Regions from separate parts of the Mus musculus genome. Here region 2 is linked to region 1. A link is a loop called in an ENCODE intact Hi-C map of the cell type or tissue named here. Cell type or tissue: heart. All regions are shown on one strand. Each heading gives the region's core, and the rest is flanking DNA. Links, peaks and the distances in the headings are about the cores only. Region 1 holds the start of Gm46743 (a long non-coding RNA gene). Region 2 overlaps Pkp4 (plakophilin 4).

Region 1 (16,562 bases), core at 5,856-8,355:
ATTAAACATGGATAAGACAAGCACGTAAGAGTCAAATCCAAGAAACACAACTCAAAATAAGCATGGTGCATGTTAGCACTGGCACCATCTGCAGAGACCAGGAGGCCACAAGTGGCTTAGATGCTATGAAAGGCTAAAGTTACATCTGGAATAACAGTCCAAGGGTTGGCATGCTGTTTACGAACCCGAGGAGCCTAGGTGTCTACCTTTCAGCTTTGTTGATTCTTATCCATGAAGTAGCATTTCTGAGGACACCTTGTGGTCCAAGATGGTACCTAAACCTCCAAGCTTTAGGCAGGAGGCAAGAGAAAAAGACCAACAGGGGCTTGCAAGTATTCTTTTAGTCAGCCTTCCCAGAAGACACTGTCTACAGCTTCTGCTTTGCAGAGTGAGCTTAGACGAAAGCAAGCCTGAGAAAGACCGTCTTTGCTTGCTGGAGTGAAATTGGTTCCTCCGGGAGAGTATTCAGAGAACATGAATGGGGGAGTGGGGTCAGGCAACTGGCAATCCTTTCCATTTGAGTTGAGGCCTCATGGTTAAGGAGAATCCACAACAGCAGAATACTGGAGTTAACGTTTAGAATCTACCATCTGCTAGCAATAATCTCGGTGATAGAGCATTAAGCCTTTCTGAGTGGCTGCTCCTTCGTCTGAAAAATGAGGGAAGTGCTAGAAACTTCCAGAGTCTCCTGAGAGTCAGATCCAGGCAGTATCAGGCACAAGAAAAACAGACCAAAGCAGCAGCTACTGCTATGACTCTACCCAAGGGCCCTGGAAAGCAAATTTTTGACATATAATAAAAATTAAGGCCCATTAAATAAATCTGCCACACGTAGAGTGTGATGGAGGGGTTTCCAAATCCATACTGATGGCTGCTTATATGTGTGAGGTCTCCAAGAAGATGGCTTGAAGGGCCCCTGCATTAAGTGAACGTTCTGACTGGTTTGGGAGATCCAATGAACTGGGGGCAGGGTGGGAGGTGCGCTCTCCCCAGACTCCTTACTGACACCCGGGTGAGGGTAGAAGAACAGAGGTTGCACATGCCATTAGAATACACCACCCAGGCACACACCCTTCACTGCTCTGGGTGTGTCTCTGCATCTGCCACAGACAGGAGAATAATGATCTGGGAGAGGCAAGACGGCAGTTTGGTTCAATAAGACCAAGTCATCGGTGTTGGTTCAAACCCTGTGTAATTTGGGTGGGGTGATATTTAAGCATTTTTTTTTCTGGTGATAATTAATTTAATCCTATGTGCACAGTAAAGCTTAAGACATGGCCACATTGAAGCTGTTTATAAAGCACTTCTGATACTTTCCATAAAGATAGTTTCTATAGAACAAGCTCATGATAAGTGCTTGGAGGAGGAGGGTCTGGTGTGGTCTCAGCCACACACATAGCACACGCGTCACCTGGATATTAACCATGTCTGCTCCTAGTTTTCTGGGTCAAACACAGAATATACATCTCTCCTCTTGCAGAGACAACCCTGTGTGTTGAATACGTCTGGTTCCTCTAGTGCTAATCCACGAGCACCAGGACCTCTGTGCCTCCTATGTCTTGCCCCATCTTTATTTCTCAAAGAGAAATCTGTGGCTGTAGTAGAAGCCAGGGTTGAATATATTGTTTGCATGGCTAGACTAAACAGTATAGACAAGCATATAAGAATAACTAACCAAGGACAGAGGAAAGCTGCTGTAACCATGAAGGCCATTCAAAGGTCGCTTGAGAGATTTTATCTCTTTACACAGATCATTAATTTTTTTAGAAGGATTTATATTTTGGGTGTGTTTTGCCTTCATATATGGAGTCAGATCCCCTGGAACAGGAGTTACAGATGGTTGTGAGCCTACATGTGGGTACTGGGAGTTGAACCTGGGTCCTCTAGAATCCAGTGCTTTCAACCACTGAGCCATCATTCTGGCCCTGCAGATTATTAATTTGATCATCGATGGTATGAGAGAAATCTGATGCACTAAGGTAACACATGCCAGGAAATTGTTGACAAACAAGATTAGTCTTGAGTAACAAATAATCTATGGTAGCTTTAAAAACAACAAAAAAAAAAAAAACCAAAAACCAAAAAACAAAAAAACCAAACTGGTTCTCAATTCACCCATCTTTTGAATAAATTCTGCTAATATTTTTCCTGTAATATTAGTAGTTGCCTTAGTGTTTTACTGCTGTGAAGAGACACCATGACCAGGCAACTCTTATAAAGAAAAACATTTCACTGGGACTGGTTTACAGTTTTAGAGATTTAGCTCATTATTGTCATGGTGAGAAGCAGGTAGACATGGTACTGGAGAAAGCACTGAGAGTTCTCTGTCTTGATCCACAGGCAGCAGAAGGAGACTGCCACACTAGGCCTAGCTTAAGGGTATGAAATCTCAAAGCCCCTCTAGGGGCTGGAGAGATGGCTCAGTGGTTAAGAGCACTGACTGCTCTTCCGGAGGTCCTGAGTTCAAATTCCAGCAACCACATGGTGGCTCACAACCATCTGTAACGGGATCTAATACCCTCTTCTGGTGTGCCTGAAGACAGCTACAGTGTACTCATATACATAAAATAAATACATAATTCTTTAAAAAAAAAAAGCAGACCTCTAGAGTGACACACTTCTTCCAGCAAGGCCACACCTACTCCAACAGGGCCACACCTCCTAATAGTGCCCCTCCTATGGGCCAAGCATTTAAACATCAATCCATGGGGCCATTCCTATTTAAACAATCACAAGAGTTTTACTAATCGTATAGGCCTTTTTTGTAACCTCTCTTTCTATCCCAGTGTGACAGTTTATATATGCTTACCCAGGGGGTGGCACTATTAGAAGGTGTAGCCCTGTTGGAGTAGGTGTTGCCTTGTTGGAGTGGGTGTGAGCTTTAATACCCTCCCTCATCCTAGCAGCCTGAAAGCAAGTCTTCCACTAACAGTCTTCAGATGAAGATGTAGAACTCTCAGCTCCTCCTGCACCATGCCTACCTAAATGCTGCTCAGCTCCCACTTTGATGATAATGGACTGAACCTCTGAACCTGTAAGCCAGCCCCAATTAAATGTTGTCCTTACAAGAGTTGCCTTGGTCATGGTGTCTGTTCACAGCAGTAAAACCCCTAACTAAGATACTCAGTAGTTGTCCCTGGGACTGGTAGTAAAAAGCCTGAAAAGTACTTAGCATGGCACAACAATGTCATACTGCCTCCTATTACAGAAGTGCCTGTTATCTCCCGTGGCAAAGGGCATTTGGACTCTGCATTGACAAGCTGAGAGTTAGCATGTAATATAGTCCGCAAGTAGTTTTTCCTGGGGTCTGTAGTACGGTGCCCTTGTTGTTTTCCTAAGTCATTGGCTTATTCTTCCTCTGGGGACATCTCCTGTTGATGTCCTCTGTCTTCAGACAATTTATTTGTCTCTGGAATGCTACTCTGGTCAGAGACTTTGAAGCAGGGGTCATCTGTGGCTTCATTCATTTTCTGGCAGGGTAAAGCACAAACTCACCCTGATACTAGGAGACCATCAGGACTTCCCATTCTCCAGTTTCTAGATCTTTCCATTTAACATACACTTTAGGCTATGTCTCCTTTAGGGCAAACACTTTAGGTCAGCAGCGGAAGCATTATCCTTTAAAGTGACAAACACTAATTTGCATGGCTAAACGTAGCACAGAATGTGGGGGCTTAGGTGGGCGTGTGAATTTTTATATATTTTTAAGTTCGCCATTTAGGTATTCTGTGGTGTCATTCCACAATAGCTTGACCCTGTGGATTGTAAGGGATTCTAGTAATATCGTTAATCTTCCATAAATTGTTGCTAGTAGATGCAGGATCATTTTCAGTTTCTAGTTTTAATGTGAGTCCTAGAAAGCAAGCACACGTACAAAGTCAAGTTCAAGATATGATATGATGTTATTTTCCTGGACCCGCCATCCCTGAGGCCCCATGCTATGTCTGGGCCATGCTCAGTAGCTGACTAGCTAGGGAGAGGCCCTGTGCACACCTGCAGTGCACTCTGACTGAGTACTGGTCTCTTTACACCTGACAGCAGAGAAAGCCCTGGACACAGACAGCCTTACCAGCTCCAGATGTCAAGCTGTTGTGTGAACCATTCACTAATGATGATGTACTAAAAGCCTGGAAGACTGTGTAAACTATGCCCTCAATAGAGGATAGGCTCTTCCCTGCCTCCTGTACCTTCCACCCTTGCCAGAATTTGATCATTTATGTCAGACCAAGGATAAGTCCAAAACAAAGCAAAAAAAATGACGACTACAAAAAACAAATGCACCTACTTAACTAACAGCGCTCACTAATTTCTAAAGACTTCAACCTAAGGCTATTTACATAAGATTTGGGGTCTTCAAGATTCAGGGTAATTTAAATTCTGAGCTCAAGAAGACTCTCCTACTAGATGTCCAGATACTCCAAAGTACCTGAGAAACCATCACAGAAATCCCCGAGGGAGAAAACAGATGGGGTTCCCCATGCAAGCAAGAAAGTACACAGTATCGCTGATGCTGTACAGGAAACAAAACCGTGACCACTGAGGAAGCAGAGAGGTTCCACGGAGGAAGAACTAACTCGCTTTCCCAGGGCTTCCCGCCCTGTGCGGGTCTTACGACATATTGCAGGCAATCACATGTAACAGAGTCTCAGGCTGGATCAAAATAATTTTAGGTGAAAACTTCAAAATAGTCTGACGCCTACCAATTGCATTTCCAGTTTAGGTCCTTCAGCCTCCAAGGGAATCTGAGAAACATGCAACTATGTTTGCATTCTTTGGCCAGAATTATCCAGAATAATCTAAAAACACCTTTGTGGTATCAATTTACCCCTGTTTTCCCTCAGAAGTCTCTCCCAAGCCCTGTTCACACTGTTATTTTGAACTTTTTTGTTATGTTGTATAAAAATGTGAATTAAAAAAACCTGAAGTTTTAGTAATCATAAATTCAAAGAAATCCATGGACTGGACTGTCATTGTCTGGAAATGAGGAAATGTACACTTTTGATGTAAAGGACAAGGTGAAATTCCTTATTTTGCTAATGCTGCAAGTGTGTCATTGGATGGATATGTATGTATGTGTGTGTGTGTGTGTGTGTGTGTGTGTGTGTGTGTGTGTATGTATGTATGTATGTATATGAGAACACTGTCACTGTCTTCATACACACCAGAAGAGGGCATCAGTCCCATTATAAATGGCTGTGAATCCTCATGTGGTTGCTGAGAATTGAACTCAGGACCTCTGGAAGAGGGGTCAGCGCCCTTAACTACTGAGCCATCTCTCCAGCCCTGGATGCGTAATTTGACCAGGCACCAGCAGGCAAAGACTCTCCCAGTCTCTCAGCAGCCAACAACCCACTGGAGCAACCTCCTACCAGTGCATGGCTGCAACCACACCACAATGTGATCTGACCCTCTGAGCCTCCCGTGGCCTGTCCAGGCTCAAACCTCCACAGCCAGAGCCTCTCCTCACCGACACTTGTGCAGCAGTAACCCTCTGTCATCTTTCACAGCGTGTTAGGTACCTTTTCACTGCTGTGACCAATAACTAAGAATAGCGTCTTGAAGGGTAGGAGCTTTATTGGGGCTTATGATTTCAGATGGTTCAGTCCGTTGTGGTTTGGATAGGGTGGAGTGGGGTGGAGAAACTCAGTTATATCTAGGCAGGACAGGAGCAGAGAGTGAGACCAGAAGTTTCTAGTGGTATGTACCCACTAAGGTACCTGTCCCCTCCACAATCTCCCAAAATACCGCGACCAGATGGAAACCAAACATTCAAAACATGAGCCTTTGGGGGTGTTTTATATTTAGTCTATGACACACACTGATGGCCTTCTCTGACAAGCCTGGCCAGGAAGTACTGGTTGTGACCTGATTTTTCTAAACTCCAAACAATGGACTCTTCGATATTTTGAGACACTTGAGCCCGGAGATTTCTTGGCATGATGAATCTGTTTCTAGAGTCACACCCAGTCAGAGAGGATAGTCAATGAAGGGTACAGTCAAGGTTAAACTCAAGTGTTCTCCTCTCTCCCATTTTGTTTACAGAGAATGTGAAGAAGGAAGTCAGGCCTATAATGTGGAAGTCAGTTGGCCACAACTAAAATTATTTGGCTAAATCGGACATAGAAGGCTAGCAAACATGATTTTGCTTGTGTGCGATAACTGGAATAGGCAAGTTCATAGAGACAGGAAGTAGAGCAGAGGTACCCAGGGACCCGGGAGGGTGACACAGGGAATTGGTGTTCATGGGGTAGAACTTTTGTTTGAAGTTAAGTGAAAAGCCTATGAATGATGAATGATCCATGATGCTGCACAGCATTGAGAATATACTGAATTCCTTTAAACTGTGCATCAAGAGATGGTCAAATCGGAAAATTTGCATTGCATTTTCTTTACCCCCCCCCCCCAGAAAGCAGACCAAGGGACATGTAGGCATGTTAGAGGGTTTAGTGTTGGCTATCCTGAGACAGCATCACCCACTGTGGGCAGCTCCTAATGTGAGTTGTGTAGCAGAGCCATGGTCCTGGGGGAGCAGCTAATGGGCTAGGTGGAAGTGCTGCTCAGCCGTGGGGTGAACAGCTCCTGCTCTGGCCCATCTTGGGGTGTGTGTGTGTGTGTGTGTGTGTGTGTGTGTGTGTGTGTGTGTGTGTGTATGGGGGTTGGGGGAGGTGGCACGGGCACTAGGATGTCCTACTTTATCACCTTAAGTAGCTCCCTTGCTGAGAAGACATTAGAAGAGGTCTTTTGCTTTAGCAGGGCTGGAACAGACTGGAAAAGCCAGGTGTGGATGTAACCCCCCCCCCACATACACACACACACACACACATACAGGAGTGCTTAGAGGGGTGTGTGGGATCACAGCGCCACAATTCTAGAAACAGGGACAAAACCAAGCATACTCTGAAAACACCAGTTGTCTGAGTTCAGTCTTCCCCTAGGATAGATGAGTTGACCATGGAGCAAGTTTCAGACAGAGGCCTCTAGATGGTGCACAGACCGTGATAAATACCCGAGGAGGCAGGGCTTCGTCTGTAATTGGAGCCTCAAGGCTCACTCCAGATGCAGGGGTTTTATAACATGCTCTCCCTACTCCAGCCAAGCGATACCCCCACCCATGTACCCTTCTGGATAGTTTCAAAGATGGCAGCTTTGATCATCTTGAGGGCAGTGGTAGAGGAAGGAAGTCCTGTAGCCCTCTACCAGCAAAGAGGCCAAGGATACAGAAAATCTCTCAGAAAGGGTGTCATCCACCCAGGCTATAGGTTGCTATAAGTCAAAGGTGAAGGCCATTGAGCACTAGCTAAGCATCATGAGAGAAGGGACAACTCTGTTAGCTGGGAGGAAAGACTGATTTCAAGTCTTGAGGCCTGGAAACAGTGGGCTTTTCTTACTGGGGTGTTTAGCCTCAGTAAGAGCCACAAGAAAGCCAGGGGCAGGATGGAGCTGTGGCTCAGACCTGCAATCCAGGACAGCAAGGCTGGATAACTTCTCTGCCTGCCAGGGCCATGTTTACTTATGCAAACAGCTGACACATGGCTGCAGACCCAAGCAGGGACAGCCTCCACTGTGGTCTAGACAACGGTGCAGCAAGCCACTGCTATGAGAAGAGAGAAAGTGGGGCTCACTCTCAGTCTGTACCCAGGTCAACCCCATGGTTTTCCACGATACCATACCACTGCCTGAGCTCTCAACTCTCTTCCACTGTTCAGGAAGCTGGGCAAACAGAGCCAGCGGGTTGGGTTGGTCAGACACATTTACAGAGGCCCTCCAAGGACTCATGCTTGACGTAGCATGTGGTGAGGTAAAGGTTGTAGAAACTTGTGCCTCAGGCCTCAAGAAGATGAAGTTTACAGGAAGACGGTTCAGCAGTCATGCCTGCCTGACTTTTCGAGGCTATTCGAATTACAATGAAAGATAATTAAGATCAACAAGTTAACTTCTAAGTCTTATTTGTCACATATGGAGGACGTAATAGCCCCAGCGTGCAGTGGCTACCACGTGGGCGGCACAATGGTTGCTATCATTGCAGAACACTCTACTGGACAGCGCTGTGGCATTGTGGGTACTCATGGACCATGCCATGAGTCCACTTATGCAGCTGTCGATTCATAGCAAATTAATAAGAGACGAGACTCAGAAGAGCTGTGCTCCTCAGAGAGTTGTTGATGGCCCTAGAGTACAAAAGCATTGTGAGGATGTTCATAACTGAATGGTTCTCTGGGAGTGCTGGCAAGTATGGGGATAGAATTTACAGTAATATAGAAGTGCACTCTCTTAACTGTAGCCTTCAAATGTATGGGGCCTCCTTTCTGATTCATGGGATATATGGTATTCTCTCCTATCTTCTGCCTTTGGGGACCTCTCTGTCACTGAGAGTTCCTCCAAGGGTGTGGCCAAGGCAAGGCTAAGGATTTTCCCAGACCCTATTATTTCTCTCCCTTCTGAGAGGTGAGGACTTGGGACTTGCTGCCTACCTCCACAGCAGGTTCATTTCTTTCTCCACACACCCTGCTGCTTCCCAGCCATGGTCATTCCAGGACAGGATTCCACTCCGACCTTCTGGGTGGGCCTAACTGGTCCAAGAGGAGTCCTTTGCTATAGGTAGGCTGAGGAATCCAGCTCAGGGCTAATCTTTGTTCTGATATCTTCATGCCACAGCAAGTCATAGAAGGGCACATGAGCCAGGCCTGTGCCACAGGCCTGAAATTCTAACTAAAAGAGGCTGAGGCAGGAGTATTGTGAGTTCGAGGCCCGCCTGAGGCTGCAGTGGTAGATGTTTATCTAGCATGTGTGAGGCCCTGGGTTAATAACCAATACAGAGAAACATTTATGACTCCTTTGGGCCAACAGGAAAAGAAAGGCAGGTGGCAAGCATTATGCTTCGGCGGCATTGTAGAGACAGAAGGCAGAAAGGGACAGGAGTCTGGCCTTTAGCAGATGGGACTGAGTTTATTAGCTCACACAGTGAGGGACAGCCTCTCTCAGAGAGAAATTAAGGTATGGTCTGCCAGGGAAAAAAGCTGGCTGTGGCCCTTTATAGCAGAAGGGTGGGAGCCTAAGGAATGAGGAAATGGTTGCAGCCATAAGAGTGTACTAACTGCCTCTCCTGCAATCTCTCCTTTCTGAAATTGTTTGCCTTAGGCAGGACAGACTACCTTTTCTAGGATGGCTAAAACAGTTGAGCAAGGTCATCTGTCATTGATCAGAACCCTGTTTTACTAGAGAGGCACTCTGTCACCAGGGGCCTTGGTAAAAAATTTGCCTTCACTTAAGAGAGGGACTGCAGGGGTAGGTGTGGGTACAAGTCTTGGAAGTGTGTAGCCACCTAACACACCATGAGGCAGGGAGCTAAGATTCTCACAGAGGAAGGAGCAGGAGAACCAGGCTGGGTTCTGGGCCAAGTGGCCCAGGGCTGCTTAGCCCCTGATTGCTTCAGCCTTGAGCCAGCTAGGCTTCTGTGAACCTCACATAATTATCTCCCGCGGATATTAAACTCGGGCCGAGAGCACATTGGGAACTTGCCACAGGCAGTCACCAAACCAGTACAAGGCAGAAGCAGAACATAAACATAGGTGTTTCCATCCCAAACACAAGCTCTTTGCTCTCTACCAGGCACACGTGTGCCATCTGCGTTTCAAAGGATCTGGGGGGAGAGACCATGTGAATAAAACCCAAGAATGCTACCCGCAGAGAACACAGTATTTTACCTTGAATATTGCTTGAGAATGCTTGGCAACTTGCAAACCACGGGCAGTCTTTAACACATCGTGGGCAGCTACCTTCAAGGGCCTTTCTATTTCTTGCTTTTTCTCAGGGCGATTGGGAAAAATCTTCTGGGGTATTTGTTGTCTTTACTTTGTTGTTTTAAAGACTGCATATGAAAATTCCAGAAAGAACTGATGAATCCCCAGGAGGGTTAAATTAACTATTTTGTCTCCTCCCAAGAACTCAGCAAACTGATCTTTTCAGCCAGACTTTACCTTTGTTGACTTCTTCCTGGGAACTTGCACGTGAGGGCACCCACCACGCTTTGATGTCAAGAAGCTGTGGACTTTGCCCACCCAAGAGAAAGCTCTCAGCCTTTCTAGATTCAGGTCCCACTCCTCGGGGTGGGGGGTAACTATAATCCCGGTCTCTTGGTTTTGTGACTCCATCGCCCAACAGTGCACCTGACCTTACCAGTTAATGAAGGTCACCTTTCCAGCAAATATCACGGTATATATTCCACGCTCTGATCAACTGAGAGCTTTCCTAGCAGAAAGGTCACAGCAGAGAAACAGCCTCATGTCTGTATCCTGGGATGTAGCAGAGGAGAAGCCTGGGGCATGGAGGTGGAGGGGAAGTTACAAGGTAAGCCGTATGGAGCACATGGGATCCTCATGGCCTACCTGCTGCTGCGGAACTAAACAAGACCAACCTTTACCTCAAACAAGGCCCCTGTGGGATGGAGAGCTCCCAAGGAGAGCCAACATTTGCAAGGCTTGCTTGTTGCCCAGGTCGGCTGGCTTGGTGGCTCTGTCCATCAGCTGGAAGCTCACTGCACCGTTGCTTACCCGAGAAAGATATCTGCACCAGGAAATCCTCTGTGGGCTTTATCCAAGTGACCTGAGCCACAGCAACTCTGCTTGTGAGGAGTGGAGCCGGGTGGCACAGGCTAGGAGACTGAGGCAGGAGGATTGCAAGTTCAAGGCTTGCTTGGCTTATGGGGTGAGTTCAAGGGTATCTTGGGCAACTTACCAAGACTGTGTAAACATTTTTTTTAAAAGGCCTACAGAGATAGCCGAGTGGCCCAGCTCAGCCTAGCATGTGAGGGGCTCTAGGTTCAGTGGTCAGCGCTGCAAACAAAGTGATATTTCTAACCAGACAGGTACGGCTGGAATCACAGCCAGATACAGCGTGTGTTTGCATGTGTTTGGGTGTGTTCATGGGAGGGGATGAACGTGTGCAAGGGCATTTGTACTCTTTCTAGTGTGTATGAAGAGGTTCTCTGGTGGTCACGTGCAGATACATCCAAGCAAGCACTCAGAAATGCCTTCCACTCTCCCTCTAAAGTCCAGGATTCTAGTGAGTGCTGCCACAGGTGCCTGTGCGGTTTGGAACACAGCTCTTCCTGTGAGCTGTGCACCTCAGTTTGGGATAACTGATGCAGGAAACTGCATCCACTTGATTCCATCTCTGGCTCTTTGTGCACTGCTTCCCAGAGAAGCTATTCCCTGCTTGGCAGCGTCCCATGGGTCAGGCTGCCCTTCACCAGCTACTCCTTAGGCACTCGGAGGAATATCAGCATCCCCATCCTCTAAGGGTTTGCCACCCCCACTCTCTGAACATTCTTTCAACCCTGCCTCCCTCTCTCCTCTGTGAGCTTCCCCCCCCCGCCAACCCCCCCCGGGGGGGGGCTGGACTCTACCCATAAGCCTTTGCTTTTCTGTTTGAACAAAGCTGTTTAACTCTTTCAAATGATCCTTCTTGCTAAGGTAAGAGAAGTGACTCTTAAATCTTCCAAAGGGCTCCACAGGAGAGGCTGTTATGAGCTCTCTCTCTCTCTCTCTCTCTCTCTCTCTCTCTCTCTCTCTTTCCCTCTCCCCCTCTCCTTCTCCCTCTCTCTCCCTCTCTCTCCCTCTCCCTCTCTCTCTCTCCCTTTCTCTCTCTCTCTCTCTCTCTCTCTCTCTCTCTCTCTCTCTCTCTCACACACACACACACACACACACACACACACACACACACACACAGGGGTTGGGCGTAATGGCTTTTCCCTTACAGTGAGAGTGTGCTTACACACAGATGATGCCAACAATGGTCATATCAGGTGACACTGCTTCTCTTCTGTAGCCCCAACAGCAGGCACAGAGAGGGGGAACCCTGGAGGTGAACTGCTACCCAGCTACCCAGAGGTAAGGAAAGCCAAGCAACTTATCCCTAAGGGCAATACAGTGGGTGTGGGCAAGAGCAGAAGCTGTCCGACCTGTATGCTCCTTGGACCTCAGACTGCCTCTCATCAAGCAGAGGCTTTCAGGGATGGAAGGCGGATATTGCTTTCCTTCTTTGTTTTATCAGCTATATGATTGCCTGGAAAATTCCAGTGGTTCCTGTAGGTCACTCAGTCACACATCATGGTGTTAGTCACAAAGCCCACTTGATCCCTGATATCCAGACCATTCCTACCCTAACCATCCTGGTAGGCAGGGGGGCCCTCACCAACTCTTTCCTCTAGCTGAAAGTTGTGGTGGCTCTGGGCATTGCCCTTTCAGAGTTACAGGCTCCCTTGGTACCCTGTCCTCATGGGCAAGCTATGGAAAATTCTGGAAGAAAACCACAGAACTCATGTCTCAGATTTCTACTCACCAACTGACCTTAGACAAGTTTTTTTTTTAAACTCTTTGTACTGCATTTATATATAAATTGGATATTATTTTAGTAACTACCCAATAATCATAAGTACATTAATAGCCTGCTATATTCTGGGGAAAGCATCAGCTGTGGACAGTAGGCAGCATTGTGGCTATACATGTCCTGTATCACAAGCAATTTCCCAGAGTGACTGTCCCTGCTTTCCTTGCTAGCTACTCATGGGTGATTGCGTAGCTTGTATCCTAGGACGGCAATGCTGATTCCGAGAATATCTACCTTGCTCCTGCATTTCCAGCACAGACTGAGGCATCATTAGAGTTGGGTGGAATGTTCCTCAGTCTTAAGGTAGCTGCTGATTATTCATTATCATGGAGGACTGGGTGGGAAGGAGTCAGACATAGAAAAGTGGATATGTGTTGAACACAGCTGGCCAGATGTTGTGCTTCTTGGGCCCTGAGTTGTCCTGTTTCTTCCCTACTAGTAAGAACTTGGCTGTCCTAGAAATGAATGCTAATTGATTCCTTGGTTTCAGTGGTGAAGAGAACACATATGGGAAGGAGTGCTCTAGTAGGGTCTATAGCACATAACATCTACTGACCTTCAGTCGACACCAGGTAGGGAGATGTCTTCCTACCCAAACCATCTCCTGCTTCCTTATATATGTAGACCTCTCCTTTGTTTAAAGGCTTCAGAGCCTGGGTAGAGTGGACCTGTTGTGTGAGGAAGCCCAGTTTCTTCCTTTGAATCTGATGCACCCCTCTGCTCAAAGATCAGTACTTACAGGCATGATCTTCCAGGCCGGGAGTCAGAGTATAAGTATAAGTCTAGTAGGGACATCCAAAGCTTGTTTCTGACATGTGCTGCCCAAAGTATTGTCTGAGAACTGCCTGAAGAAGTCAGTGATTAGATCAGATGAAAATGCCTGTCTCGTTTTTTTCCTAACTGAATTCAAACACCCCATGTGGTAGCTACCATGGCTCCCTTCTTCAGAGCCATCTAAGGGTCATCATGTGTCCAGGTTGAGGAGGGCACACACAGCCTGACAAAGAGGCACACAGGTCATCAGCCTAGATCAGGAAGAGTTCCCAGTGGACTGCAGAGCCAACTCCATAGGTGAGTAGCTTGCAGAGATCCCATCCCACCCTAAGGCCTGGAACTTGGTGGAGCAGCCTGGGCTCTGCTCAGCCTCCCATGCTGAGCACAAAACACAGTTCTCTGGACACAGTTTGGCATCCTCAGACAGGAGAAACCATAACTGATCTGTTTCCCTGCAGGCTCATTATTGAGACTGCACATGTGGACAGCCAGTAGGGGCTCTTAGAAAAATTCCAGACCTGGAAGCTGACCACCCCTCCCATAGGGTGAATCTAGCCCTAAAAAATTAAGTTCAAGCCTGGCATAGTAGTGGCACACACCTTTAATCCCATCACTCAGGAGACAGAGACAGATGGATCTCTGGTCTACAGAGTGTGTTCCAGGATAGCCAGGGCTACATAGAGAAACTTTGTCTCAAAAAAACAAACCAAACAAACAAAAAACAATAAGCAACAACAACAACAAAACTGAAATAAAGGTCATTACCAAGAGGCTATAGAGCCTGAAAACCAGCCCTACATAGTCCTCTTCAGGAACCCGCAATCTCACAGGAGAGGTGTCTGAGGAACAGGGCTCCATCTTTGCTGCTCTTCACATCACAAGGATCTGCCAATGGCCGGTGAAGACCGAAACATCTGCCTTGCTTCTGCAGACAGATCGCCCGCAGAGGGCTGTACTGTGAATCATGGGCTCTGACAGCCACGTCAGCTGATGAAGCCAGGCGCCTGGCAGACCCTCAGGCTGAAGAACATCTGCTGCCTTTGTGAGCTTGTCTCTTCTCCACTTGCTCAGAAGAGGCTTGCGAGAGTTATTTGCAAAAACAGGTGGAGGGCTTTGAAGAAAGGCGGTATACAAACAGAACCAACACAGACAGCAGTTGCTCTGCCTTCAAGCTAATCCAACCCTATCCTACCCAGGCACTGAGAGAGGCAAGGCTGTGGCCTACCCCTCAGAGGCCATTGGAGACTGTGGGCAGGGAAGTGTGACTGAATTGTTGGACTTGCAGGACCTTACGTTGACCTCTAATATGGCCCTTCTATACGGTCTGGGCTGTCACTCACCTTGTTCACCAGCCTTGTGTCATAATTTGGGGAACAGAGCAAAGCCGAGCTACTTTTGTGCTGTGTCAGGATTAACTAGATAACAGTGATTGCCAGAGGTGGTGGTGATGGATGCTCTTGGACAAGAGGTCTCCATTATTTCAGCCATTTGTAGTTTCCTGCAGTTTGTCTTTTTGGCGCAATATATTCAGCACCGTTAGGGTTTTTCTGGGCAGGGGGGGGGGGAGGTGTGGGGGGTTGAGGTTGTGTCTCCAATTTATTTCTGTTCCTCCAAGGCCAATAGTTACTTTAGAGATAAAGAGATGATGTGGTCCAAGTCTGACTCACTCACAGATAAGAATCCTGAAGCATAGTTAGAGCCTACGTTTGTGCAAAGTCTCACAGCTAGCTGGAGCTGGAGGCAGGGGGTGGCAACTGTGCTAATTCCTATGTTGACTTTGTCCATGGGAGGAAGGCTCACTAGGGTGCCTGCAAGCACAAGCAGGAAAATTGGAGCGGATTTAACTCATGCTCGCTCCGCCCATAGAACACGGTGGGAGAGCCTTCTTTTCATTATTTTTAATGAACTTTTAAATGACTTATGGTTCCTTCTGCTAGAGCTGCCAGTGGACAGTTCACTGTTCTTCATCCAGAGGGGCCAGTGTGCATCCCAGGGTCCGAGCTGTGGCCCTGCAATGTGCAGAGGAAGCTAGTCAGTGAGTCTGAGCAGCAGACCCATAGTCTCTAATGCAAGCTGACAGCAGTGCCAAGCTGCAGTCTGCAGTCTAGAGAGCAAGCTGGACAATGGGGCTGTGCTGCAGTTTTGCAGTCTATAAAGCAAGCTGGTAGCTTGGCAGTAGCAACACCAGCCACCGTGGAACAATCTAGAGGAGACTGTCTGCAGTCTTTATGAGCCATATAGTGAGTGCACATTATGTGCCCGAGCTCCATGTGATTGAGGGAGCCCAGGACTTTCTTGCTGATTCACTCAGAGGCCTGCATGGTGCCTGCTACCAAAGAAGAATGAAAGGGCCATTGTGTCTGCACCTATGTAATATACGCGCATGCTGAGCAATACAGCATGACTCAGGACCATTTCCTGGGTGACCCTGCACCACCTGCTATTATGAAGAAGAGGGTTGAACAATCTATGGGGTCCCATCAAGAACCCTACAGTGGATGGCTCTTTCAATCTCTGTTTGGTTTTAATTACTGTTTAACAAAAATAGCCTGTCTGTAGTTAGTAACCAGTGAGGTCAGGCATAGCCATCACAGAGACCTGTGGGGGTGGAGAGAGGGCTTCATCATGAAACCGGCCAGGTTGTTTTCTCCAAGGAGGGCCCAGATGATGCCGTGGATGGCTTTCGTCGATTGTCAACACCCATCTTCATTTCTGTGATGAGCCAGCAGCTGGCTGTGCAGGGCTGCTGGCTGCTGTGGTGACAGCGGATAATGGGAGAGGCATAAACATTCAGTAATGAGCTCTGTGAGAGCACGGGGGGGATCTGCAGAGACCTTGAGTCATGGTACAGGTGACTCCCGTCCATGTGGGCCAGCAGAAGCTGGAGGTTCAAAGCCGAAGTGGAGTTGGCTAGAGAACCAGCATGCTTGAGGGGTATGGTAGGGGAGAAGAAGCTGAGCTCTGATTTGAGGGGAAATACTGCATGAGGATGCTGGGTCCTGACTGCCTGGTCCCATCCATGACTCGGGAAGGAGGGGACCCAACTCTGTCCAAACACTGCCCTTTGGCAGGCCCTGGGGTTATCCCGTGGATCCACATAGGTGGTGAACTTCAGAAGAGCCACTGTTCATGGTGGCTGGCAACTGAGGAGTCTGCTTGGCGATTCACAGGACAGCAGTATGAGAAAGTCACCTGGAGTACTGGGGACAGGATCCATCCCCGCCTGAACCTTCCCCTTTGTCATTCCACCCATCCAAGACAGTCCATCCAATCGCTGTATCCTACTGCCCAACCAGAGGTGACTTGGTTCTTGGGCTTCCTCCCATCATCTGTTTCTTGTCTCCCAGCGCCAAGAGGCCTCTGCAGCTACTTAAAAACAACTGTGACTCCTTCCTCTCTGT
Region 2 (16,562 bases), core at 7,291-9,790, 62 kb after region 1:
ATCTAGCTGAACATGGATGAGATGCCCCAAAATAAAACAAATACAATTGTCTTACTGAATTGTAAAATACAGTTATTTTTCATAAATGGGTAATTTACAGTGACACTTTATGACAGAGGTGACTTATACTGGGTTTAGTTTAGTAAATGAAATTTTAAGTTTAGGGTTTTAACCTTTCTTCTTTTCTCTATCGCTTGCTTTGTTGAGAATCAAACCCAGTGCCTTGTATGTGGTAAGCAACAAGTCTTCCAGTAAGCTGTGCTGCCATTTCCAGAGTTTTCATGTCTAATATAAATATGAATACAGAGAACACTCATCCACAAAAGTCCTCTGGGGTACAATTGAAGTTACCTAGTGTATGGAGCACACATGTCATTAGAGTGTCTCTGGGCTACATTATGTATTCATACTTGCCTGTTACAGGATAAATAAATGAATTCAGATTTTCAGTTAGACTATTCAAAACTTCAAATTTAGTCCAAGAAGGTATATTTTAATTAAATGCGCACACTCGTAAGTGAGAAAAAGAACTCTCACATATGAGTCTGGGGAAATAACTTTTTATGTACTCATATCTCAGAAACAGTGTATTTCTGAATCGGGTATTTACTGCATGTCTTTTCAGAGCCGCCAATGTGAACTTTAAGGCATTGTGAATCTCTGTAGGAAATAGACTAGGTTGCACTTTCCAGACTCACTTAGCCATAAACCTTCTCTTGGGGATAGCAGATAGACCCAAGGATGTAAGGGACACAGTGGGAAAATGCTGAATGTGGCTGAAGAATGAGCTGGTTCGAGGGCCACGAGTCCTAGTCAAGGGCATGGGCCATGGGTCCTAGTCAAGGGCATGGGCCACGAGTCCTAGTCAAGGGCATGGGCCACGGGTCCTATCCAGAAGCACACTTACTTGGTTGAGTAAGCGCCTTAGTTACTTTTCTTTCTTTCCTTTTTATTTATTTTTTATTTTTTTAAAATTAGATATCTTAGTTACTTTTCTAATGCTGTGGCAAAACACCATGATCATGGCAACCTATAGAAGAAAGCATTAAATTTGGAACTTGTGCTTCCAGAGGGTTAGAGTGTCCATGACCATCATGGTGGCAGGAAACACAGCATCAGGCAGGCATGGCATTGGAGCAGTAGCTAATAACTTACATACGATCCAAAAGCATTAGGCAGAGCCAGAGCCCGAGGGGGGGGGAGAGAGAGAGAGAGAGAGAGAGAGAGAGAACACAAATTGGGAATGTCAAAGGCTTTTGAAACCCCAAAGCCCACCCAGAGTGACAAGAAGGCCACACCTCCTAATCCTTTCCAAACAGTTCCACCAGCTGGGGACAAAGCATTCAGACAGGTGAATCTATGGGAGCCATTCATTCTCATTTAAACCAGCACATCAAGGGGCCCACTGGTTGCACTTTGTACTTGGGGATGTGCAGGTATGAGTGCAGTGGGGAGTGATGTAGATTGGGAAGAATCCCCAACCTGATGGTGAGTAAGGTGGAGGTCGGGGACCCCCTCCCTGACCTGAAGCAGACCTAGAGGCTTTCTAGATTTAATCAGAAACACAGGATCCTGGAGATGGTAAGGTAGAGCTCTTCATGGGACATCATGCTATAAAAGTTGAGAAGCTCTGTTTGACCTATCACATTGGAGGGAGCATCAGTGGCAATCCCACCTAGGTCAGGAGAGGATGGAACACCACAAAGCTGCTGGCTGGATTCCTGGTCCTCCTTTCTGGTGTTCCCCAGCAGGCTGACAGTTGCTAACCGGAGAGCCTGACACTCTGCCACTCAGGTAGGTTTCTTAAATAGCTTTGCTGATCTTTCTCATCTCTGGATGAAGTCAAGACAATGGAATTTTCTTCTCAACAGCCTGCTGAGATCTATGCGAAGACTTTGCTTATTGTTTTTTGTTAGTCACCTGGCTAGAGGGCACCCACTCTTTTGTGTTTTATTCCCATGTATAAGAACACTGGAAGGCGACTCTGGGAGGCCATCCTCTTTGATTTCTCTGGTCCCTCTTGTGGACTCTCTGCTTGTTTGGGAAGTGCGCTGGCTAATTTGATGTCAATTTCATGCAAGCTATAGTTATCAGAGAGAAGAGAGCCTCAACTGAGAAAATGCCTTTGTAAGATTAGGCCCTGGGCAAGCCTGTAGAGCATTTTCTTAATTATTGATTGATGGGTGAAGGCCCATGCCAATGTGGGTGGGGTCACCTTGGGCTGGTGGGGTCTATAAAAAAGTAGGCTGAACAGATCAGTAAGCAGTATCCTCCGTGATCTCTGAGTCGGCTCCTACCTCAGGTTCCTGCCCAGTTTGAGTTTCTGCCTTGGCTTTCTTCAGTGGACTGTGATTCAGGACATGTAAACCAAATAAACCCTTTTCTCCCCAAGTTGCTCTTGGTCACGTGTGTCATCATAGCAATAAAAACCCAAAGACTGGAGTTGGTACCAGGATCATGGGGAGACCTGACCATGTATTTTGGGGAGGACTGTGAAAGAGCTTTGGAACTTTGGGCTGGAAAAGCTACTGAGTGTTCAAAACTTGGTGAACTGTTATGAGAACTTGGGAGATTAAAGGATAATGTTTTTTAAATTTTTTTTAAGATTACAGTTTGTTTTGAAAAGATTTATTTATTTGTTTATTATATATAAGTACACTGTAGCTGTCTTCAGACACACCAGAAGAGGGCATCTGATCTCATTACAGATGGTTGTGAGCCACCATGTGGTTGCTGGGATTTGAAATCAGGACCTCCAGAAAAGCAGTCAGTGCTCTTAACCACTGAGCCATCTCTCCAGGTTCTAACGGATAGGTCCTATAGGATAATGTTAAGAGCAGTCTAGAGTCTAGAGGCCTGGTTTGTGAAGATTCAGAAGGAAGCAAAGGCTCTATTGGGGCCATTTGATTTTTGAATTAAGAATCTGTAGAGCTGGGCGTGGTGGCGCACGCCTTTAATCCCAGCACTTGGGAGGCAGAGGCAGGCGGATTTCTGAGTTCGAGGCCAGCCTGGTCTACAGAGTGAGTTCCACGACAGCCAGGGCTATACAGAGAAACCCTGTCTCGAAAAACCAAAAAAAAAAAAAAAAAAAAAAAAAAAAGAATCTGTAGTTCTGCCGGGTGTGGTATCGCTACCACGCCTTTAATTCCAGCACTCGGGAGGCAGAGGTGGGCAGATTTCTGAGTTCGAGGCCAGCCTGGTCTACAGAGTGAGTTCCAGGACAGCCAGGACTATACAGAGAAACCCTGTCTCGAAAAAACAAACCAACCAACCAACCAAACAAGAATCTGTAGTTCTGGTCAGCTGGGGCTGAAGAATTGCCTGCAATGAACAAGAGATCAGAACCACTGAAACAGAAGTGGTGCTTTTCTGGGACAGTGGATGCTGCTTAGCTGGGCCTGCAAAATTATCAGCATTTAAGAGACCAGCATCAGGCTGGAGAGATGGCTGAGTGATTAAGGGCACTGACTCTTGTTCCTAGAGGACCTGGGTTCAATTCTCAGCACCCACATAGCAGTTCACAACTGTCTGTAATTCCAAGATCTGTAATCCTCACACAGATGTTCATGCAGGCAAAACACCAATGCATACAAAGTAAAAATGAATGAATAAATAAAAGACTCTCATGGTTGAGGTGAAGTTTGGAAAGCGTTTTACTGAAGCTGTATGCCAGAGGCCAAGGTCGTACATTGTGTTGGAAGCTGAACTTAGTATTGTAAGAGTCACCCTGGTGGTACTGGTTTTAAAGGCATGAAGGCCATGGAGAACAACTGGGGTTTGGCGCTGTGTGGCAGGGCTGAAGTCCCTGAGGAGGGTCCAGGAGAGCCATTGGTGAAGTGCAGCCCAGTTGCAACAGAAGATCCCAGCATTATGGAGATGCCAGTACAAAGGGCTGACCGACTCCAAGGACACAGAGATGGAGTAGAGCTGGCCTAAGTGTAAGAGCCAGTCTGTGTGGGCTGAAGTGTTGACCTAGGGCCTTCGGAGGGAACCATAGATATGAGTCAAACACTGTTGCCATTTTGTTTACTTTGATCTGATTGTGACCATGATGTCCCCTGGTTCTTCCCTCTTGGAAAACTGTTTAACTTATTTTGATTTTACACCAGCCCACAGTTTAGAGATTTTGAGCTTTTAAAGAGATTTTTGGTTTTGGAGAGATACTGAATATTTTTAAAAGATTTTGAACTTTTAATAAGAGTTTGAATTTTTAAAGCGCATGGGACTTTTAAAAGTTGGAATGTTTTATGCTGCGATGTTGATATTAAGGTGTGATCTTTGGGAATGAACAAGAAAGGAGAGTTTATAGCTTAACAGCGATGTGTTTGTGTGTCTAGTTGACAAGGGGTCAACTGTGCTGGCAAGTTTCTTATCAACTTGACACAAGCTATTATCATCTGAAAGGAGGGAATCTCAATTAAGAAGTCACCACCATAAGATCAGCCAACCGGTAGAACATTTTCTTAATTAGTGATTGATGTGGAAGGGCCCAGCTCATTGTGGGTGGGGACACCCTTGGGCTGGTGGACCGGGGTTCTTTACAAAGGAGCCTGAGTTAGCCATGTGAAGTGCAGCCCAGTTGCAACAGAAGACCCCAGCAATTTGGAGATGCCAGTACCAAGGGATGACTGACACCAAGGACACAGGGATGGAGTAGAGCTGGCCTAAGCAAGCACTAAACAGTACTCCTTCACGGCATCTGCATTAGCTCCTGCCTTCAGGTTCCTGTCCTGTTTGAGTTCCTGTCTTAGCTTTTCCTGTGATTCAGGACATATGAGTCAAATATTTTCCTCTCTAAGTTGCCTTTGGTTATGGTGTTTCATCACAGCACTAGTAACCCTACCAAGGACGGGGAGGTTAGCTTAGATCCACACTGTGGATGGACATCTGGGGTTGGGAAGAGAGTGTGAAATCTGCTTTCAATCTCAGGCTCAGTTGTTCTCTCTAGAAATTGTTCTCTGGAAGCTTTGACCCTCGTGTCTAGAACATTGTAAGACTTGAAATGGATTTGAAATGACTCTCATTTGGGTTTCTTAGGACTGTGACTCTTTTATCAGCCAGGATGTACACGACACAGGCTTTAATCCTCCAATCCTTCCTATGTGCTAGCCCCGAGGCACTGGAGACAAACCTCCCCCTTCTTTCCCACTCCCAAGGAACCTCCTCCCTTCTTTCCCCCTCCCCCTGCTTTCCCTTTTGAGATTCAGTTTGGTCTGTATCCACTAAAGAAGTAGGCCACAGGTTTGAGCATTCCGGGTTTCTGAAGACTCAGGTATAGCCCTATTCTCTTCAAGATAGGGGAGAATGCAGAGGGGTCATATGCTGCAACATGTGTTGGCTTTCTCTGTTGTGAAATAGATTGGAAATATAGCTTAAATCAGAGCAAAAAGAAGGCCTATAAAGCTGCCAGAGTGAGCTAAAGTCATGTAACCAAGAGGCCAGACTTCCCAAAGCGCAGAACAGCTTGACGATCCCACCTTGAGGGCTCTGGACTTTACCTGGCCAGCTAAGCCCCTGAACTTTTCTCACCTTGTCAGACGTCGTCTTCTGTTACTGGAATATGCTTCGTCTCTATAGTTTTCTATGGAGTTATTGGTCTCTGGCTGCTGATTCAATTTTAGGAGGTTTGGCAAAGTCGGGGCAAGTTGTTCCCTGAGAGTGTGGCTTTGACTGTTACACTTGATCCTTGGTTCCTAGTCCCACCCTCACCCTCTGCTTCCTGTTACACTTGATCTTTGGTTCCTAGTCCCACTCTCACCCTCTGCTTCTTGGTCACCATGAGGTGAGAGGCTTCTGCCGCATGTGTTTCATTCCTACACACCAGGCTGAGGGCCGTGGACTGGATCATGGGAAACCTGAGATAAGAGAAACCCTCCAGCCTAATGTTGTTGAAGACATTTGTTCAGCAAATGTCAGACTAGTACATCCCCAGTGCTTTTGAAAAGCAGTGAAGAGTATACGAGTCTATGAAGAAAATAACATGTCTCTACGTCTTCTAGAATGTCTGTAATGTCTCTATCTTTGATGAATGATCTGTTGCCAGGGATGGTCTTTGTCTACAACAGCAGTTGAGGTTGGTACCTCTGCACCAGTCCTTCCAGTGCAGAGTTGACCCAACATAACCCCATTCCCAAGATGACCTGCCTACCCTCCTGCCTGGGTCAACTGTCCCCAGGTGAGCTGTTTCTGGAGGCTGCACAGGGTGGAGAAGACTTCTTTTAGAAGTCTCATGCTACAGATCTGTCTCACTCAGAGCCTGGTTTGGGAGTAAGTCATTTGATGATTTTCTTAGAAACCTTAACTTTTGAGTCAAGATGGCCTTTTCCTAGTTATCTTTGCTAAGGTAATGCTCAAACTCGTTTCCATTCTTGAAGGCTCATTAGATTGGGAAGCTAGACTGATTTCCATCTGAGAGAGGAGTGGCCAAGGGTTTGTGTTGGCCTTTAGAAAACACAGGGCCAAAAGGCTTTCCCAGGGAAAGGCTAACAAGGCAGAAATCCAGGCTTCAGTCCTTGATTGGTGAAACTTTGAGCCACTTAGGTTACATCTCTGAATACAACTTTCTCTTCTCATGTAAATATGCTGCGGTTTTTGTGAGTGGAATGATGTGGTTAGAGCCTATGACACAGTCAAGGACTGATAGACTAAAAATGTTCAGCAAGTGGGTGTTACTATTTTTAGTATTAGGAGAGAACAGACATCTGCCATTTCTCTCACCCAACACTCAAGCAGCAGGAGCCTGGCCCTCCCTGCCTCTCTTTACCCTCTTCTTAAACTCAGTTCCATGGGCTTCTCCTTAATGCAGCCCTTGACAATCTCACAGTTTCCCTAGTCCCTTTGTTTAAAATAAAACCAATGCTTAGTTCAAGTTCCCCTGTCTTCTCTGAGGCTCTCTTTGACAGCTCACTCCAGACTTGGCAATTGGTCAGGGTTTGCACAGTCTCGGGGCAAAGGTAAACTCATCAGCTTCCCTCAGCTCCCCACAATGTCTAGATTCTAGAATATTGACAGGAGGATGTGCTAGAAGTGGGAGTGACATGACTCTTCAACTGGGTGGCTGAGGTCACAGCAGCACAGTCGTAGGCTTTAGAGAGCTACTTATGACATCACACACTGGCTACACATTAGCCACCATTATAAAAAATTTTTTTTAATTGAGATAAGATCTATGTATCCCTGGCTATCCTCAAATTCCATATGTAGATCAGGATGGCCTCAAACTCACAGAAATCCACCTGTCTCTGCCTCCCAAGTGCTGGGATTAAAGAAATGTGCCACCACCCCCAGCTCCACCATTGATTTTGTTTGTTTTTAGCTGTAGAACCTTTGCTAAGATGATCTTTTGTGGGCCCAAAATGTAGATGTAGGTGCAATGAGTGAGGGCTAGGACGGTAACACTTGTGAGATTCCCCATGGTCAAAGACCATACGCCACCATGAGGGTAGGTTCCAAAGATGGATCTTGAATGGTTGCTTGTTATCTTCAGTTAACTTTTAAGGTATAAATTGCCTGGGGATTCTTGTCTAAAGTTAGTATTTTTTAAAGTCCAGGTTGGTTGTCTTTTATGTTTAGGAGAGAAGAGTATCACGCCTTCTGGTCAACCATGGAATTAACACAACACAGGCTGGACCTTCCATTCATAGGAATAGAGTAATGGTGGTTAAGAAACCACCTCATTAGCACCATTGGTCATCTTGGGAAGAGACCAAGAATATGTCTTCCCATCTATCTTTTTATTTCACTAACAGAACTACTACATGAGTAGAACTGGCAGGGGCCCCAGGTAAAAAGCTCTCCTGATTCCCTTATAGGTGGGGTATCCAGTGAGACACATGAGTGGGGATTCCAGGGAAGTTAATTTGAAGAGGTTGACTCACCTGGCAAGCTTTCCTTTCTTAATATGTTTTCTTGATGCAGAATGAGTCTGTGTTAGTTGGGGTTCCAGAAGCTACCAGGAAAGTCATGAGGGCGAGGAAACACCCTGATAGCAGGACAGGACGTTGTTCTCTACAGACACTGGTGGACTATCATATTAACTTTAGAATGCCTTGCTTTGGTCACCTGTGAATGAATGTAGTGGTGGAGAAGAGATACAAATAAAACACTTTACAACTTGTCCTGTTGAAAGTCTTTGGCTGGGACCTTGTTCTTACCAGCCAAACAGTTCCTCAGTTGTGCTAGCTTGCCACCACCATGACACACCTGTGGAAAATCAAGTTGAATGGAAGAAAGAGGGTCTGGAGGGATGGCTCCAGAGGACCCAAATTTGGATCTCAGCACCCACGTCTGACAGCTGGAAACTGCCTGTAACTTTAGCTTCAGTGGATCTGATGCCCACTTCTGGCTTCTGATGGTACTGACAAACATGTGGCATATACTCACACAGACACACATACACACCACACAGACACAGACACAAATACACACACAGATATATAGACACACACAGTCAGATAGATATACACACAGGCACACACCACACAGACACAGATACACACAGACAGACACCCCCCCCCCCAAGACACAGACACAGATACACACACAGATATATAGACACACACAGACAGATAGATATACACACAGACACACACCACACAGACACAGATACACCAGACAGACAGACACACACAGTCACACACCACACACACAGACACAGATACACACACACAGACAGATAGACAAACACAGAAAGACAGATAGACAGATACACATACAGAGACACAGAGACACATACACCAACAGACACATACAGAAAGACAGGTTCACATAGCCAGACACACACCACACATACATAGACACACACAGAGATAGATAGACAGACAGACAGGCAGGCAGACAGATGTACACAAAAGGAAATAATATTTTTTTCTTGAAAAGGAAAATTTTATTTTGGTTTATAGTTTCAGAGCCCATGGGGGAGTTTGTGGTAATGTAAGTATGTTTACCTCACAGTGAACAAGAAATAGAGAGGGAGACTGGGCTCCCAATATGTCCTTCAAGGGTATTCCCCCAATGACCTAACTTCTTATCAGGCTCTCTGTAAAGGTTCTACCACTCTCAGGACAGCAGGGTGGCCAGGCCCTCCCTTATGGGCCTTTGGAGAATGTTTAAGACTTAAACTAGCACTCTATCTCTGACCTCCAAAAGGGCATGCCTGTCTTACAACGTGACATGCATTTATCCCATCTCTGACAGGCTCCAAAGTCTTAACTGTTTCAGTATCATTGAGAAGACCATAGGAACTCTCTCCTGAAACTCAAGGCAAATGAGCTCTGAGTGAAAAATACCAGTAACATACTCAAATATACAAAGGCACATGGTGGATCGTCATTTTCAAGTGGAAGGAATAGGAAGATAGATTAGCCCAATGCAAGATGAAAACCCAGCAGGTCAAACAGTAAATCCTGTAACATTGTGTCTAGCGTCTGGGGTCACCCAGTGGCATGGTGTGAGCATCAAATGATTTTCACAAGTCCACCCTCTCTCCTGGCTGCACCCTTTATGGCTTGTTTCTTGGGCCTCTCTGCCTGGCTGGGGCTTCACTGCTCAGATTGTTCACATTCCCCACATCTCTAACTCCCAGCGTCTCCAAGGCAGCTTTCCTTTCACTTCAGTTCAGACATTCCATTCTCTGGGGCTGTGTGCAGCAATTCTGAACTTGGATCCTGTTGCTTAGCCTCCCCGTCCTTCCTCTGAAGTCTGGTAAGCCTCTACTCCCCCACAGCTCCTGTATTCTGCAAGCTGTAAGATCACCATCATTTGCATGTCACCTACCTGAGTCTGCTACTCCAGTGAGCCAGCTGCAATGGCTCCAGAGTAACCAGGAATGCACAGAGGGAAGATAACTCCCTAGGAAACCGTATCCAGGGAGCTCCACGCAGCAGAATGCTGCAGGGTTTTCTTTTCAAAGTAATTCCTGAGAGGGGCCAGAAGGATGGCTTAGTGGTTGGGCCAAGCATATACAAACCATCTCAGTGGTTAATGGCATTGGCTGCTCCTCCAAAGGACCCGGGTTCAATTCCCAGCACCCACTTGGCAGCTCACAGCTGTCTGTAACTCAGGGTCCAGTGGATCCAATACCCTCACACATATATACGTGTAGGCCAAACACTAGATATACAAAGCAATAAATAAATAATAATAATAAATTCCTGGAATACCTATGGCCATCAGTCCTATTCTCTAAATGCAAAGTGTTCTCTCTCTCTCTCTCTCTCTCTCTCTCTCTCTCTCTCTCTCATCCTGTCTTCCCGTTCTCTCCTTTCAACTCCTCCCAAGAGTTCATGGTCTTTCTTTCTTTAATCATTATTGATTATTGTTAAATATGTGAGTGAATAAGTATATAAATAACCTGATAAACCTGTTTAGTGCTTTTTATGTGTATGTTTTTAGGGCTGACTACTTGGTATTGGGGAAGCTCAGGTTTTTTCTCCCTGAGACAGACTCATTCTCCTCTCTCAGCAGCCTTTAATGATGAGCCTGTAGCTGTTCATCCAGGGGTGGAGCCCTGTGAAATTTTCTGGGATCTGCACTGGCTGGATCCCTTCCTATTATTTAGCTCCCCCAGGGTTCAATACTTTAGCCCTTACCTCAGAAACCTGGGCAAAAGGGATCATCATGGTCTTTTTCACCCCTGGAAAAGAATGGCAGCTCACTGGGGTTGGGCTGGGACAGCCCCAGCCACTAAAAGCAGAGCCTTCGATTAGCACTGAGTGTCTATGGCACCCTGTCCGGCTCTGGAAACCAAGCACATTATATGTCGTTGCCAGCAAACAAAGGCACATTTCAGGGCAGTTGCCTTCTGGGGAGTAAACAGTTAACAAGAGATTTGTGAAGGAAGAGTTTGCTGTTTCCCCTCTGATTTCAGAATTATTCCTTTGACCCTGCATGCGTTGTGATTAATTTTATCTTTTGAGCCAATGCATTGACGGGCTCCGGAATGAGTTCTCCACCCATGAATAGAGAGCAAAATGGTGCATCATATCATTAAGTCTTTATCAAAATTCCCCTAACTGTTGGATGGGAGTTTAATAATGAAAAAGCTAGTTATGGCTTATGCAAACGATGATGACAGTACAGAATGTTTTTCAGTGATTTCAAGTTAGAATTAGGCAACGGCAATAGGCCCAAACAGCCACTTAGGGGACATGCCAGCTGCTTCGAGAGAAGCTGCTGACATAAAACCAAGGGAAGGCACTAAAACAGACACAATTCAAAGTCATAATCTGCTTGCTAAAAATGTCCTTTTTTGTGTCTGCAGTCTTCGAGGAGGGTCCTGAATGAGGGCATTCATAGTGCCAGCCAACCACGAACAGTGTGCTGCTGTCACAGGGTAAATCAAGATGGAGGTAAAACCGAGAGCTAGAGGGAGATAAAGTGGCCCAGACTCAGCTGAACTGTGTTCTCCAGGCTCTGAGACCCAGTTCAACCCAGTTCAGCCCTGGGCATAGACCAGCCAACGACAGCTAGATAGCTTCTGTCTGTCAAAGCTGCCCTGGAACCCCATACTCTTTGACCTCCCACACTCTCTTAATTCCCTCCCCAGTTACACACCAACTGACAACTAAGTTTCCTCCGCAACAAGGGTTTCCTAGACCAGAAGAAGCAAAGCTCCCCCTTGATTTCCAAGTCTGGCCTGTGAGCCCATGACCCCTACAGACCGTTTGCTTTCTGCTGACATCTCTCTGGAACTTTGGGGAAAGGGCTCCACCCCCCCACTCCTTCCCTGTAGTTGGGGGGACCCCTGAGGTGGATGGGGTGTTTAGTCACACATCTCTTTGGATCATCAGGTAAGAGGGCTCCAAGCTTTTCTCTTGGCAATGCATTTAAACGCAAGTCTGACCTCTTCTTCTTCTTCTTCTTCTTCTTCTTCTTCTTCTTCTTCTTCTTCTTCTTCTTCTTCTTCTTCTTCTTCTTCTTCTTCTTCTTCTTCTTCTTCTTCTTCTTCTTCTTCTTCTTCTTCTTCTTCTTCTTCTTCCTCCTCCTCCTCCTCCTCCTCCTCCTCTTCCTCCTCCTCCTCCTCCTCCTCCTCCTCCTCCTCCTTCTTCTTTTCCTTCAGTTTTTATTTACTATTTGATTTCCTTAAAAGGAGGTCTTACTTTGTAGCCCTGGCTGGCCTTGAACTCACAGAGATGCACCTTCTTTCTCTGGGACTGAAGGTATGTACCACCACAACATCTGGTTAACAATTGGTTCTTTCTTTCTTTCTTTCTTTCTTTCTTTCTTTCTTTCTTTCTTTCTTTCTTTCTTTCTTTCTTTCTTCCTTCCTTCCTTCCTTCCTTCCTTCCTTCCTTCCTTCCTTCCTTCCTTTCTTTCTTTTTCTTTTTTTTAATTAGATATTTTCTTTATTTACATTTCAAATGTTATTCCCTTTCCTAGTTTCCCCTCCGAAAATGCCCTATCTCTTCCCTGCCCACACCTGCTCCCCAACCCACCCACTCCTGCTTCCTGGCCTAGGCATTCCCCTATACTGGGGCATAGAACCTTCACAGGACCAAGGGCCTCTCCTCTTATTGATGACCGACTAGGCCATCTTCAGCTTCATATGCAGCTAGAGCCATGAGTCCCCCCATGTGTTTTCTTTGTGGGTGGTTTAGTCCCAGGGAGCTCTGGGGGTACTGGTTAGTTCATATTGTTGTTCCTCCTATGAGGCTGCAAACCCCTTCAGCTCCTTGGGTCCTTTTTCTACTGAGCCGTTCTTCTTAAATTACTTTCTTGTCAACATATATAAATCTGCACAACCGTAGCTTGTCTGAAGGCTGTCCGCATGGCGCTTTACACACACACATTTTCCAGAGTTCTTTTTGAGCATACCTTACAAAGCAGCTGTGTTTTAAATAGGCTAGTGTACACAACTACATAACTACAAAGGGATATATTTGTGTGTGTGTGTGCATGAGAAACTAAGTGACTATTTTGTTAAGGTTTAAAATAAATTGCATTTTTCTTTACTCAGAAGAGACAAATAATTATCACTTCAATGCTAGGTCATTAAACTATGTCTCAGGCTATGTTACTTCTTTACTCACTGTTGTTAATGTATTGGGGTAGCTTTATTAGCACACATTAATTATGCATAATAATAGGTCTCTTTCTCTTTTCATACACGGACACACTTTTGATCATGTTCACCCTGCATTACTCTCTTGTCCCTGCAGTTCTGCTGGTCTTCTCCTTTTTCCCAACTACTCTCCTTTTTTCTCTTCAGTTCTTTTGGGGGGGAGACTACTAATAGAATTTGATACAGTGAGATGTAGGTCTGACGTGTACATTTTGAAGTCTCACTGCATCTATGCACCTGTGCAGCTGCCATCCCAATCACGACAGAGAACATCTCCACCATCCCAAGTAGCTCTGTGGGCAACATGGTTCTCAATTCTGTCACTTAAGGGGAGTTTTTCCTGTTCTTGCATGAGAATCATCCAGCAATCGCGCTCTGCCAACCTCTTCCTTTTGTCGAACAACATGTTTTTGGTGTTCGTCCAGGTCATATTTGTGGTTTATTGTTGACTATATTTTATGATACAAATATATATTGCAGTTTCTCCTATTCTTGGACAGCATTTTTGTTTATCCATTCTTCTGATGGAGGGTTGTGTTGCCTCCAGCTTTTGGCTATTAGGAAAAATGTTACTATAAACAGTGCTACTCAAAATAAATGGGATGAATGAACATTAGTGGCCAAGTTTTCAAATGTTTTTCTCTGTTACCCAGTTTGAGCATGGAAACCAAGCCCCAGTCTGAAGCACTGACAAGAGTGTTAACGGTATTACTGAGGCCTCAGGATGCTAGGATCGAGTGGTGACAGACTGTCTCAGTGCCCTTTGTTGATAGCCATGGATCAGACTGAGTTCCCACTCTAACAGGAACCATCACTCACAGTGAAGCTCATGTGACATCATGGTGGGCAAGATAGATCTGAGTACATTTTTACTTTTAATGGCTCTTCATTTAAAACAATTGTTATTGTATGTGTGGCCTGTAGGCATGTGTGTGCTCACCTGTGCCACAGCACTCATGTGGCCGTCAGCGGTCCTTTTCTTCTACCCCTACCTGAGACTGAACTTAGGTTGTCAACTTGTGTGGCAAATATTTTATGTGCTGAACCATCTTGTGTGCCTTAAATGTTCAATTTATGGTTACTTTTAATGTATGGATAATAAGTTTCATCTGATAAGTTTAGGGTAGTGATGTCTAATAGACAATGTTAGTTTGTATTCAAAGGCCTGGATTTGCCACCATCATTTAGTTAAGACCACAGGCCTAACCATAGATTGGTCACTTACTGGTAAGCTGACCTTTAGTAATTTACTCTCCTGCTTGTTTCAGAGTTTATAAAATGGTATATCATACATTTGCTGTGAGGGTAAGATGCTCATGTATGTGAGACTGACCATCAGCACCTAAAACATGGTATTTCTTTGCAAGAATAAGCAACCAAGTAGATAAACACTGGCCAGGGATTAATAACAGATCACACTATGGTGCTATGTGGTCCAATACATAGAAGCTCAGGGCCTTCAAAGGATGTAACCTTAAACAAATGTGCATCAGTAAAAATATGCACTAGGGGGCTGGAGGGATGGTGCGAGAGTTAAAAGTATTCATGGCTTTTATCAAGGACCTGAGTTCTGGTCCCAGCATCCACATATTGTGGCTCACAATTACCTGTAACTTCAGTTCCAAGGGATCTAATCTCTTTTCTCCTCTCTCCTAGGCCAACTCTGTATTCTGACGTCAAAGTCTGAATGCTTTGACTGTAGGGCTATATGGTATCCAGGAAATAGAGGTCTGTTCATATCTGCACTGCACACTGACCCTGGGAGCTCTTCAGCAGGAAGGGCAGAGGCCTAGTCCATACCATGTGTTCTGTTGGAAGTGCTCAGGTGTCTCTAAGGAGGAACCAGGGTGCGTACACCTTGGGCTAGTTTTCTGACCTGTCTGTCCAGTGCTTATTCTCAGCTGATCCTGGCTCTGCAGAACTACACACCTCTTCTGTGGGCTGATTACTGTATGCTTTTGGTAATGGGAGAGTCAACAGTTTAAGCAGGTCATGTATATTGCCATGGCTGGAGAGCTGATCTTATCATCAAGGATGCAGGTTTCTGCCTGCCATTTCTTTTCTCCAGTCTCAAGTTAGGAGGTTTAAAGGGCCTCAGATCTTCTGCCCAATTCTCACTACTGGCCTTTTTCTGCCAACATTAGGAGGTCTTATTGGAGGCCCAAGTGAGTTATTCCCAACTCTTGATCTGCATTAGTTGCAATAAGGGCTGCCAAAGTAGTTGGTTGGTTCTGGAGGCTCATTTCTCTGACTCTCTTCGGGAACAGCTTTCACATAAACCCAGATCTCAAGGAACCAGGTTTAGGAACTTGAGATCAAATAAGTATGATGTCTACAAGTCCTGTGTCAGTTCCTTAGGAATGTCACCCAGTGGCCTCTGCTGTGTAAAAGCAAGAGAACACAAGAGAACAGAGGTTCAGCCAGGGCACACAGCCCAGAGCACGATTCTGTCAAGGTCCCTGGGTGTCCTTTGGACTGTCTGAAGCTCAGAAAGGCTCACCTACACTTGGGCCGGTTTCCACTCAGGAAAGCAGTGTTTCTCGGGTCTCTTTCTATAGTCACTATGCTGTAGGATAGTACCAGGACATGCCTACCATGTCTGTGGGATCCCCCAAGGCTGCCTGCAATCCAGAATGTATTCCGCACAATAATTATTTAGAATCAGTTTTGCTTTATAGCACTGATGCCAAGCAAGCGAATGCCCAACTGTTCATATGTAATTACCGAGTTCTAAAAGTAAGTGGCCCTTGCCAATACGATACGGCCAGCATGCCAGATGTGATTTCCCTTAGGTGAAAAGAGATGACTGAGACAAGGCAAAACCTGCTAAAATTGTCCCATGTACCAAATGAAATGATGATAATAAAAAAGCAACCAAGAACTACACATGCTAAGGTATGTAGAAGAGCCACTCTGGCTTCCTGGTCCAGTGTGGCCCACCTCACAAGGGACTTACTAAATCTGTTTCCATGATCGCACCCAGAAGAACTGCAAGAACACATTCTCCAGGATGAAATTTCCACATTTATTATTCTTCCATGTGCATAGAAAATGGCAGTGAAGTGTCCTGTGAGGGGGATGAGCATGGCGCTGCTGTCACGCTGGCCTTTGTGCTTCCGGAGTTCACTACTCACTGAAAACAGAGGGCGTCAGAGTTTGTTGTCAACTGCGAACAGTTCCCGGGCGGGTTTCCCGCTTGGGCTTTAAGCTGTCAGTTCTTCAAATCTCTTTTCAAATGACACACTGCATTACAATTGATGGCACTTAACCAATGTGGCATTTCCATATTTACACCAACAGAAGGAATTTTTACAAGACATAATAGCATACAATCTTGACATTTAGTAATAGCAATAAAACATGAAGGGCATCCATTTTATTATTATTTTTTCTGTACAAACTATCTGAACATAACTTTATTCACATTAAAAAAATCATCTGTCATTTGATTTGACCTACACATACCCATCTCATCTCACCCACGTCTCAAGCCTCCCAGCAC

What was found. A loop is a pair of places that touch in the nucleus more often than their neighbours do. Peaks named below come from ENCODE experiments on the same cell type or tissue, not always from the same donor. Only the 100,000 strongest peaks of a DNase experiment are listed, where the experiment ranks them.
Region 2: it touches region 1 in a loop (2.0-fold over the local background); 5 of 42 quality-filtered maps call a loop at or near these places.

Annotation. Positions count from the first base shown.
Region 1 is chr2:59,415,364-59,431,925 of GRCm38, reverse strand. It overlaps Gm46743 (a long non-coding RNA gene), which reads left to right and starts at 11,425. Exons shown (of 3, transcript XR_001783312.1): 1 at 11,425-11,471; 2 at 11,827-11,888. In heart, for the core only: a CTCF peak has its summit at 6,978 (motif pointing right); a DNase peak (open chromatin) is centred at 6,995.
Region 2 is chr2:59,354,708-59,371,269 of GRCm38, reverse strand. Pkp4 (plakophilin 4) reads right to left here. Exons shown (of 22, transcript NM_026361.2): 22 at 16,065-16,562. Among named protein-coding and RNA genes, the nearest start is that of 5330411J11Rik, 24 kb to the left of the region's middle. In heart, for the core only: no CTCF peak of the experiment used is centred there; no DNase peak of the experiment used is centred there; H3K4me3 peaks cover 300 bases; H3K27ac peaks cover 1,568 bases.